Regions from separate parts of the Homo sapiens genome. Here region 1 is linked to region 2. A link is a contact called in ENCODE Hi-C or POLR2A ChIA-PET data. All regions are on one chromosome and are shown on one strand. The core of a region is the stretch at or near the end of the contact, and the rest is flanking DNA. Distances in the headings are between cores, read along the strand shown.

Region 1 (5,563 bases), core at 1,507-4,006, 510 kb after region 2:
AGCGCATTGTCCACACCAAGAAGGGCCAGTCCCGCAGGGAACAGAAGTTCTGAATTTAATCCTAATTGAATTTGAGTAGGGGCTCTGGTATGTAAGGCATGAGAGTGAACATAAGACAATGAAAATAAAATGGTGTCACTACAACTTGACCTTTTGCACTTGGCTTTGACAGATTCACAGTGTATTTGAATCCAAGGACCCTCACGCGTTTTCTGGAAGTTTGTGAATGTGCTCTGAGCCGGGCCGTCAGCCCCCTGCTGCCAACCCCATACACATGTCAGCCCCTGTATCTCTCAGAATATTGATTTCCTGTCTACAAGTATGGGCTTAAACTGAGTACTTCAAAGTCCCTCTCCCTGGAAACAGGATCAGGCATCTCTATCTCTATTGCCTTCTCCCCCAGACCGGAGTCCGTCAGTACCAATCGTGAAGCCAAAGCACTGAGAGTTCTGGTGGTTTACCTGGACTTTCCTGGAGAAATAAACAGCCTCAGGTCCAATTCTGGGGATGCCAGAGCCCCAGGCTGCCCCAGAAACAGGGCAAAAGAGAAAAATCACAAATTGGTTCAAATTCAACCAATGCAGCCAAGGGTCAGTGAGCTGCCAACCCTGGTCTGGTGAACGGAGCCAGGCTGCCGAGCCTGTGTGGCCACTACCAACACGGGCCTGACATCATCAGGGCTGGGGGCACGGGTTCAAGCCTGAGGAAGGAGCCCAGCCTTCCGCCAGACTCTCCCGCCTTTTTGCCTGGGCTGTCTCCAGGCCAAGCAGACGGGAGGATGGGTGAGTGACCGGAGCCTGGGGCTCTAGGTTCGACTTGTCCAGGAATTATTACTCGTCTATGTAGCAAATCCGTAAGTGATCTGCTCAGCTTTATGTCACCAACACATACAGACGAAGAGGTCAATTACCCCTGGTGGTGAGGGAAACCTGAATCTGTAAGAACGCCTCCAATGTCTGATCAGCCACACTGTTGGACAAACTACTGAAATGCAGCAAAACTGACCAGGACTTTAACCGTGAGTTCAGAGCAGCCAGAAATGAAGACGCCCTGCTCACTGCAGACAGGGCCCTGGGGAGGCAGGTCCCACCACCCCACCTCTACACAGACACAGGGCCCCGGGGAGGCAGGTCCCACCACCCCACCTCTACACAGACACAGGGCCCCGGGGAGGCAGGTCCCACCCGCCCCACCTCTACGCAGACACAGGGCCCCGGGGAGGCAGGTCCCACCCGCCCCACCTCTACGCAGACACAGGGCCCCGGGGAGGCAGGTCCCACCCGCCCCACCTCTACGCAGACACAGGGCCCCGGGGAGGCAGGTCCCACCCGCCCCACCTCTACGCAGACACAGGGCCCCGGGGAGGCAGGTCCCACCCGCCCCACCTCTACGCAGACACAGGGCCCTAGGGAAGTAGGTCCCACCCGCCCCACCTCTACACAGACACAGGACCCTGGGGAAGTAGGTCCCACCCGCCCCACCTCTACACAGACACAGGACCCTGGGGAAGTAGGTCCCACCCGCCCCACCTCTACACAGACACAGGACCCTGGGGAAGTAGGTCCCACCCGCCCCACCTCTACAGACACAGGACCCTGGGGAAGTAGGTCCCACCCGCCCCACCTCTACACAGACACAGGACCCTGGGGAAGTAGGTCCCACCCGCCCCACCTCTACGCAGACACAGGGCCCTAGGGAAGTAGGTCCCACCCGCTCCACCTCTACACAGACACAGGACCCTGGGGAAGTAGGTCCCACCCACCCCACCTCTACACAGACACAGGGCCCTCAGGAGGCAGGTCCCACCAGGTTTGTTTCTCGAATTTACAGATCTAAAAACACAATTGTGTCTGTTCACCTAAAGAGCTAATTCCACTCACTTTATGAGGTTTAAGTTCTGTCTAAACAAGAGAAATGGAAGCCAGAACAGGACTTCGTAATTTATAGCAGGGAATGAGCTGTTAACTTCCACGATCCCGTCCTGTATCAAGGATAGGAAGCGCTGCATTAGCTATGGGAAGAAGCATGGCCAGCACAGTGTGAGTCCTCAGGGTTTATTATGCTCGTGCAGGCTTCCCTTTCCCATGTTTTACAGGAGGAGGAACTGAGGCACAGATGGAGAAGGAGGTGGGCAACAGACACAGGAGCGGTGGAGCCCTGAGAAGCACGCTGGCAACAGGCACCCCAGGGAGTCTGGTCTAACCACCCCCAGAGGCAGAGGAAGGGGCCTAGGGCCCCTTTGAGGTGGGCTGCTGGGCAGGAGAAAAGCCTGCCTCCACCCTGTGATCCCACAGAGCACAGGCATTTGCAGAATGCAGCCACCTTCCCAGGAGCTCCAAATTTTACGCAGAGAACTATCCTGGAAGTGCCGGCTAATTCGCTGGGCAGGGACTGCAGAGCGTTCTGGTAAACAGCCCCCACTCTAGAGACAGACTACATTCAAATCCCCACCGTGTGACCTTGGGCAAGTCACTTAGACATGCGGTACCTCAGTTTCCCCGTCACTAAAATGTGGGTTACACCTGCCAAAGGGTGGCTGAGAAAGCAGAATCTGCACACAGGTGAACTGGCTGGAGCTGCACCCAGCACATTAGGCCCTGTAATAGAAGTGCTTGTTCCATAAATCGTGAGATTCCTCCCAAACCTAAGGATGGATGCCACCGTCCCAGGGCTGCCCATGTCCCGGGTCTCATCATCCCTCCATTTACACACCACCTCCTGGGGCCGACTGGGCGCTTTTGCAGTGGACCAATCTTCTACGTTTCTTATTCTCAGATGATGACCTTCTCCCTGGTCCTGGGGGTGCTCCGGATGTTGCCAGATCAGTGGAGCTGACATGGCCCAGGGTTCAGGCAGAAGGGGAAGGGAAGTCAGCACCCACAGTAATCCTGATTCACTGTTGCGGAACCAAAAACTGCCCAAGTGCTTTCCATTTCACTCTTCAGCCTTCCCAAAGCCAAACACAGCCAGGCTTCTACCCCAAGTGTTGTGTCGTTTTCACTATTGGTTTAAATAAGAGTGGGTTGAGATAGCCATCAGAAGCCACGGACACCCTTGGCTCACATCTTAAGCATGGGGTGGGGAGACTTAAAAAATACTGATGCTCAGACCCTGACCCAGCTGCCAGGGCAAGAGTGGGGCTGGCATTTGTATCAGCTTTAAAAGCGCCCCAGGTGAATACCAGGTGCACCAGGAGTGAAAATCAGCAATTTACCCAGTGAAAGTGGGAAATAAAAGGGCAGCTATTGAAATGTAAGAATTAGAAAGCTTGGTATTTCAATTCATTGAAAAGTGAGCCCTACCAGGAAATGCAAACACTGAGACAACAGGAACTTTCATTATTTATTTATTTACTTTTTCTTGAGACAGAGTCTTGCTCTGTTGCCCAGGCTGGAGTGCAGTGATGCAATCTCAGCTCACTGCAAACTCCACGTCCAGGGTTCAAGCAATTCTCCTGCCTAAGCCTCCCTAGTAGCTGGGATTACAGGCACACACCACCAAGCCCAGCTAATTTTTGTACTATTAGTAGGGACAGGGTTTCACCATGTTGGCCAGGCTGGTCTCAAACTCCTGACCTCAAGTGATCCACCCACCTTGGACTCCCAAAATGCTGGGATTACAGGCGCGAGGCACCACGCCCAGCCTATTTAATTATTATTTTTTTGAGACAGAGTCTTGCTCTGTCACCCAGGCTGAAGTGCAGTGGTACGATCATGGCTCAATGCAGCCTCCATCTTCTGGGCTTAAGTGTTCCTCCCAACTCAGCCTCCCGAGTAGCTGGGACCACAGGTGCATACCACTACACCCAGCTAATTTCTTTTATGTTTGTGTAGAGATGGGGACTTACTATGCTACCCAGGCTGGTCTTGAACTCCTGGGTTCATGCTATATTCCCAACTTGGCCTCCCAAAGTGCTGGGGTCACAGGCATGAGCCACTGTGCCCAGCGGAGAACAGAAACTTTTAAGATGAGTTCTCTGCCTTGCCAGATCGGACAGCCCCCTGGCAGGGAGCTCACAAAACATCGATGTGACAACCTGAGGAAAGGAAAAGTGCATATTCCCAGACCAGAGATGGGAGCAAAATAAGCAACTCCAGCAATGGCACCAGCAGCAGCGCAGCCTAGAGGAGCTGTGACACACTTCCCATCAGAGATTGTTCAAAAACACCACGACATGCTTTCTCCAGTGTTTGCAGGTTGCATCCACAAATACGAGCCAAAAGGTTATTTTAGTTCTATTTTGTAAAGTTGATGAGTTTTGGCTAAAGTTGAGAGTCATGGGACCATCTCCACAGGCATGATCTACATTCCCTCTAGGTTTGTTTTTTTAAAACCGATAGTGAACTTGGTTAAATAATGGTGCGTGGAGGCCAGGCACAGTGGTTCATACCTGTAATCCTAGCACTTCAGAAGGCTGATGTGGGAGGATCCCTTGAGCCCCTGAGTTTGAGACCAGCCTGGGTGACACAGTGAGTCCCTATCTCTACAAAAAAAAATTTAAAAATGAGCTGGGTATGATGGTATGTGCCTGTAGTCCCAGCTACTCTGAGGAGGCTGAGGCAGGAGGATCGCTTAAGCCCAGGAGGTTGGGCTGCAGTGAGCTGGGATACTGCCACTGCACTCTAGCCCGGGCAGCAGAGCAAGACCCTATCTCAAAAAGAGAGAATGGGATGTGGAAGCAACCATCCCCTCAGGAGCATTAGAAAAGAATAAATAATTGACTACTATAACCAACACTGTATTCAATTGTTTGTTGATTTTAGTGCAGTAAGGAAGGCCCACAAGAGTCCCTGGGTGCATGAATGGAGCTGGGCTGCCTGGAGCCAGCACAGGGCCTGGCTGGACACACCTGCCCCCACCAGTACGTGGAAAGTGGAGAGCTAGCAGGCAAGGGCCCCACGCAGTGGGCAGGCCCTCCCCCCAGAACCCACATGCACCAAAGCCTCCAGAGAGCCAATGGCTTGCCAGCCTCCACCCACCGTGATGGGGAACTGTATCTGGTCGGGCCCCGGTGCCCAGCAGTTTGGTCCTGCACTAGCCTGGACATGGCTGGGAAGGTGTTTTTTAGGTGGGATCAGCATTTACATCAGTGGATGTGAGAAAGCAGACAGTGCTCTGTGATGTGGTAGGCCTCGTCTAATCAGCTGATGGCCTGAGAAGTAAAGACTGAGCTCTTCCAGACACGAAGGAATTCAGCCCCCAGACAGCAACAAAGCAACCTTGCCTGAGCTCACACACCCTCTGTCAGGTCTGTTTCTCTGGGGAAGCCTGGCTGCCTTATTCACGTGGACTGCTCACTTGCTTCCCTGGGATGGAGGCTGTCTGCAAAGCTGAGGCTCTCCAGAGAGGCCTGTACAGCTCCCCCATTTTCAGGCTGTCCCCTGAGGCCGAGCCCCTACAAAGAGGTGCTGCCACCGTGATGTACGAGTGTGCCGGTCAAGGGTGCCGACCACGCCCCGACCCCTGCCTTGCCCCTCAGCCAAACAAATGTCCAGGGCAGGGGAAGTGGCATGACAGGGGCTTTTCAGAAAACTGCAAGGATCACTTTGACCCAAACTGGTCA
Region 2 (6,084 bases), core at 494-2,993:
GTGGGATCCAAGTGGTCTTGGCCACAGTCATTGAGGATGGAGGAAAGGAGTGGAGGTAAAAGTTTCTGGAGAGCTTGAGGTGCATTCCTCTAATGCCAGCAGCCTGGAAGGGGAGAGGCCCTCTGATGAGCCGTTCTGCAGAGCATGTTAGTGCAAATAGATGCGGGGATGGGAGGAGCCCCAAAAACAATGGCCTCAGGAATCCCTAGGAGAAATCCACCCCATGCCTGTGTTTGATGCTCAAGAAGTGAAGCCTCCTGCTTGGTGGGGGACAGTGACTCTGTCCTTGGTCATGTGGGCTTGAGCAAGAAGCAACTCCGTGGCAACCAAGAGGAGCTAAGAGATGCCCCTCTCCTTGTTGCCAGGGCATCCCCGTGTTCAACTGCACAACCTAGAGGAAGATGGCTCCCAACCATAACCAGCATGGGCAACTTTGGAACCCAAACCTGTAGCTTCTCTCTTTTATTTATTCTTTTCTCCAACACATCAGTGGCCCTCCAGCTGTTGAGTGGGGAGAGTGACAGGTTCAATGAGAAGGACATTCAGATGCATCCACAGAGGACTTTTCACCAGTACTCATGTCTCCTTTCTGGATCCTCAGCCCTCTGTTCTTTTCAAAGTCATGAAGCTTTCATTGTGTCCTATGCTTTGGAAACTGCTGAGGATCAGGACTCTTTGCCTTCTCTAGAGATCTCACCATCAGCTTTCTTATTCCTGGCTCTTTCCAGTGTCCTTTAGAGAATGTCAACCCTGGGGACTAGAAAGGGAAGGCAATGTTGTTTGGGAGCTAAGCCAAGGCTGCAAATTCTGTGTGAAGCCTGTCCCTGCCATGACTGGTGCACGACCTGAGGTGAGTTACATAATCCTGGTCACCTCAATTTCTTCATGTATGAAATGGTTAAGTTCTTCCTTCATAGGCTTGTTGTCAGGAAAAATGAGATACTGCATGAAAAGCTCTTATTCCAATGTCTGACCACCAGTGTAGAAGATGCAGGTAAGCAGTCATCAGTCCTGAGGCGGGCTGCCCTGTGTGGTGGAGATGCCCCATGCACCAGGATCCCTGAGGCATTGCCCCTCCCCACCATGGAATTATTGCATCCACCCCTGTGCATTATATCGTCATAGAACAGCCTTAGTGCCCTACCCAGGGAAACTGAGTGAGAAAGGACAAGGCATAGCCCCACAATGTTTTCAGTTCCTGGATCCCAGGTCTGTGCAAAAACAGAATCTAGAACCAAGACTCTAAGACTCTGGGAAACAGGTCTGAGATCTCCGAAGCCAGGAAGGTGCCTGAGTGTCATTTCCAGAATCTGTCAGAAACAGCTCCGAGCTCTCAGGGGCACCCGTCGCTGAGATCACTGAGGCAGGGGGCTGCTTCCTGGCATTGTTGAGTTTCATTCTGTTCCTCAGAAGAACAGTGTGTTTTGCTTGGAGTTTGTTTCCATTTTTGCAGGCCAGGAACTCTGCCACAGATTTTCTGAGAAGCTAAGTGAATGCTCCTTCTGTCAATCTGAAATTGGTGGGTGAGTTTTTTTTTTTTTTTTTTTTTTTTTTTTTGCCCCTTTGCTCCTTTTTTTCTTTATTAAAGCTGACAAATGGGGAAGAAAATGAAAAAGAAAAGAACAAATCCAGTGTCACAAGATGCTGAGAAAATAGCTTCTATTTATAGCCTGGTACATTTCAGAGATGTAAACACCTCTGCTAATCGCTGCCCCTGCAGAAGGCCCTGGGGATTACTGCACGGCCCTGGAGAGCTGGCAGCCACGTACGGCAGTGCAGTGAGGGCTAACAGGGCTAATTGTGCTCCCAGTTGTTTTCAGAAACAGTGGGAAAAAAGCTCTGTGTCCTGCCCCCCACCCGCGGAACAGCAGAGGTCCCACACGGGCCTCCGTCCCCTCTCAGAGGAAGCAGAATCTTGGCCCACAGGATAAATTTTAGTGGCGTGGGCACAGGGATGGCCTGGCCAAAGCACTTCCAACTGGACAAATCTAGCAACAAGATAACAGCAGGAAGTCTTGCTTTGAGTGGCAGCGTGACCACATGTTAACTGTGTAATGTGGGGCAGTTCCTTTAGCAAACATGAGGCTCAGTTTGCTTATCCATAAACTGGAACAATTACAGCTTCTGCAGAGGATAGGATGAGATATCAGTGAAAATAGAGTAAGTGAAGAACTGTCCAGACTTCTCAGTGTATCAGCCACAATTTCTGTCATCCAATCCAAAGTTTCTAGACATGGAAAGAAACAGTAGACTCTGACTTATGATCAAGCAAAAAAGCATTCTCTACAAAGAGAGCCCTGAGATGATTCGGATGCTGAATTTAGGAAGACAAGACTTCAAAACAACTATTATAAGTATGTTCAAAAATTTACAGGAAAATATGGTTATCATAAGTGAACAATTGAAGAATCTCACCAAGGAAATGGAAACAATAAAATAAGAACCAAGTGCAAATTCTAGAACTGAAAGTGCAATATTGGAACTGAAAAATTCACCGATGGGCCAATCAACAGACCAGATACTACAGAAACAAGATAAGTAATCTTGAAAAAAAAAATGGAAATTATCCATGCTGGAAAAAAGTAAAATGTATGTATTTTAAACAAACAGAGTCTTTGTGGCTACTCGAACAATATCATACAGCCTAACATACATGAAATTTGAGTCTGAAAAGAAAAAAAGAGGAAACAGAACAGAATTTTTTTAATAGCAGCCAAAATTTTTTAAATTTTGGTAAAAAGCCAACCTACAGATCGAAGAAACTCATTAAACCCAAACAATATAAAATTTAAAAATCGCACTTGGGAACATAATGGTGATCATGCTGCAAATAAAATGACAATCTTAAAATCAGCCTGAGAGAAGAGATACATTCGCTCAAGGAGACAGTGCTATGACTGATGGCAGAGGCTGGACCAGGGCTCACGATGGAAGGCACTGGAAGAAGAAAAGTGTCAACCCAGAATTTGATGTCCAGTGAGAATATCTTTCAAAAGTAAGACATCTGCAGATAGGCAAAACATGAGAGAATTCATCACCATCAGACTTTCTCAAAGAAAACAGTTCCAGCTGAAGCAAGGTTGGACCAGATGGAAACTGGGAGGTTCAGAGAGGAATGAAGAGTCCCAGAAATGCATCTGCAGCTTTTCATCTTAGGAGACTGAAATGGATCTAATGAGCCCAGCACTTCCTTGATTTCCTCGAATAAGTTTTCCACAAAAGGCAAAGACAAGTGAGACTCAGCCCCATTTCTAAGGCAAGCCCAGTGGAGTCACTGCCTTTAAATGCTATCCACAAGGTATGGTCAGCTTCATTTGTACAATGCCCAGGGCATCCAATGAAGAGGAGAAACCTTCATCTCTGCTTCACAGGCTGAACCGACATTCTGTGGACATTGATTCCACCTGGCCTCCACTGGAAAACAAATGTACCCTACATCCTTACCCAGAAAAAAGTCCTCTGCATGCTTCTCCTGTGCAAGAGGGGTTGTTCGGGATTACCCAGGAATGGGGTGTCCTGGCATGACAGAAGAATTGGATGCAGCAATTGCAGATTCAGAAAGAATACTGCTTAAACAATAAAGAAAAGTCATCAATTGTACATTTATATCAATGGCTTAAAATTGACCATTGAAAATCTTGCTTAATCAAAACAGACCCTGCAATAGTCAGTACCCACACCGGATTTCATGTCGAAGAAGGTCGTTGTCACGGTAAGCATGGATCTGTTTGCATTAGGGAGAAAGCTCCTCTTAAAAAATAAGAACAATGATGTAATAGAGAAAAACAAAACTTGATTGAACCTTTCCATAATGTATGCATAAAGCAAAACATCATATTGTACTCCATAAATATAGTTATTGTCAATTTAAAAAATTATTAAAACACCTGACATACACTCTGTGATGGATATAGGATGTTGATTAAGCCTAATGGACTTAAGAGTCCTTTCCATGTCAAGCTTCTTGTGACATATGCTAGGATTTGTCCTCCTAGACAAAAACCAATAAAAAACAAAAAATAAAAAATACCTCCTCACCCAAGATACAGAAGTTTTTAGGTAAAACTCTACAGGGTGGTGGCAGCCATCTAATGTCCACTGCTGGGCTTCCCCAGAGGAAGCAGCACAGTGCTCTTGGTGAGGACAATGATGCAGAGAGTGAGGTGGGGTCTGCTGGCTGGGGAGGCCCACCCTCCAGGGCTGCACCCCCAGCCCTGCCGAGCAGGCTTCTGACTCAGGCTCGGTCTTTGCAGGCACACACTACCACTAAATTCACTCACTGATAAAAATATTCATTTTGTGCCCATTATATACCAGAAGAGCTTATAGCTCCAGGGACAGAGCAGTGAGCAGGACATGGTCCCCGAGACATTGGGGAGACAGCAAATAGAGGTACAGATGAGTTCCCCCAAATCTACCACATGCTGTTCCCTGCAGACAGCCGCCCAGACACAGTATTGTGTGTTATACCTGGAGGGGCCATAACCCAGTTGGGCCTGGAAAAGTTCTGCAGATAAAGCAGCACCTCCAGGGAGACTTGCAGGACATTTAGGAAGAAATGAAGTGGCAAAAGACACTGTCATTTCCATCTATTTACTCCATGGCCAAAATCAAGGTATAGAGAAAGGTCATCATTAAATCCTACATATTTTCTGCTATTGCTTCCAACTGGTGAAAGAAGTTCATGTATTGTACTTTGGGGATGTACTAAGCGTAAATATCTGGGCAGCTTTTAATGCTGAGGCCTAATGCAATAACGAGTGAGTCATAACAGTTTACAAATACAGAGCTAAGACCACAATTTCCCAAATGTCCTTATTCATACGGAAAAATAAATATTTGTTTACTTTTTTGGGGTTCAAGAATTAGAGACATGACTTGAGAATAGAGAAATCTGGTGACAAATTTTTTTTTCTGGCACTTGATGTGATCATCAGTGGCATGAACATATTAATATGTAAAGTGTCATTGTATAGAATCACGCTTTCATTCTCATGATGTGATTACCAACTGGGTTCCAATCATTAGGTCTTGGAGAGTTGACTCAAGAACAATTGAGCAACCTCCAAATCCTGCTTCATTTCTCAGCTGCCGCCTAAAGGTTCACATTCTGTTTCTCCAGTGTGTTGTAGGGACTTGAATCTATTGACATGCAAAATCTCCAACAGAGACTAATGCTTTAAAACTCCACATCTTATAGGCAATGGGGTCTGAGAGTGCATATTCTCAATGTGCTCTTTGTGGAGAGGAGAGAGGGGAGAGGATGAGGGCCCAGAAAGGAGTAAGCAGGGTACAGACAGGTGGGTTGGGGATTCGGAAAGTGGATTTTATTCTCTTAAAGTGTGTCCTTGCATCAGCCAGGATTGGGGCACTGAGATGGCAGCCTGGACTTGGATAACACCACATACACGCTTACTCCTTCACTGCCCGTAGTTTGGGCTTCACATCAAACCTCACTCTCCTCACTGCACAGACAGCCTTTGACTCATGATGGTTTGATTTACAATTTTTCAACTTCACAATGGCACGAAACCATCGCAACTTTGACATAATGCACAGTATTCAATACGTCACATGAGATAGTCAAGCAAAGCAGGCTTTGTGTGAGATGATTTTGCCCAACTGTAGGCTATTGTAAGTGTTCTGAGCATGTTTAAAGTAAGCTAGATTATGAGATGGTGGTTAGATTAGATGTATTAAATGCATTTTTGACTCACAGTGTTTTCCACTTATGATGGGTTTATCAGATTTTAACCTCACTGTAAGTCAAGGGGTATCTGTATTCTAAATGCAACATGGAAATAGCAAGAAGATGACAGTTAAGTTTACAAAAAAGAATTGAATGTCCCCAGTCTCTCACACTTTTAAGTATTACAAAGTACTAAAGTTCTCAATAAAGAAAGCCATTAATATCCAAATATTCATGACAAGTAACATTAGTGTGGCGTGATTTGGCCCCTGTCCCAATGAATACACAAAGTATATACGTAAGCAATTCATAAGCAAGAAAAACACAAATGTCATTAACAAACATTTAAGAAAATACCTGACCTCATTTCACATTAAAGCAACGAGGTATGTATC

Evidence for each region. Hi-C counts contacts between places; a loop is a spot of excess contacts on that map. ChIA-PET counts read pairs that join two places held with the same protein, here RNA polymerase II (POLR2A). Pooled maps may share reads with other maps.
Region 1: POLR2A ChIA-PET joins it to region 2 with 11 read pairs in WTC11. The contact joins two enhancer-like sites. A Hi-C loop is called at or near these places in 1 of 50 pooled maps. POLR2A ChIA-PET finds 5 or more read pairs at or near these places in 2 of 52 experiments (WTC11 and activated T-cell).

Annotation. Positions count from the first base shown.
Region 1 is chr13:110,529,033-110,534,595 of GRCh38, forward strand. The region is part of intron 1 of RAB20 (RAB20, member RAS oncogene family); the gene reads right to left. Among named protein-coding and RNA genes, the nearest start is that of COL4A2-AS1, 24 kb to the left of the region's middle. RefSeq lists enhancers at 1,726-2,342, 5,164-5,563. Within about 2 kb of position 2,757, at least 5 of the 41 ENCODE cell types and tissues checked have a DNase peak (open chromatin) inside an H3K27ac peak, as active enhancers do.
Region 2 is chr13:110,022,533-110,028,616 of GRCh38, forward strand. It overlaps a transcript of LINC03082 not described here. Among named protein-coding and RNA genes, the nearest start is that of LINC00396, 28 kb to the right of the region's middle. RefSeq lists an enhancer at 1,563-1,732. Within about 2 kb of position 1,744, at least 11 of the 41 ENCODE cell types and tissues checked have a DNase peak (open chromatin) inside an H3K27ac peak, as active enhancers do.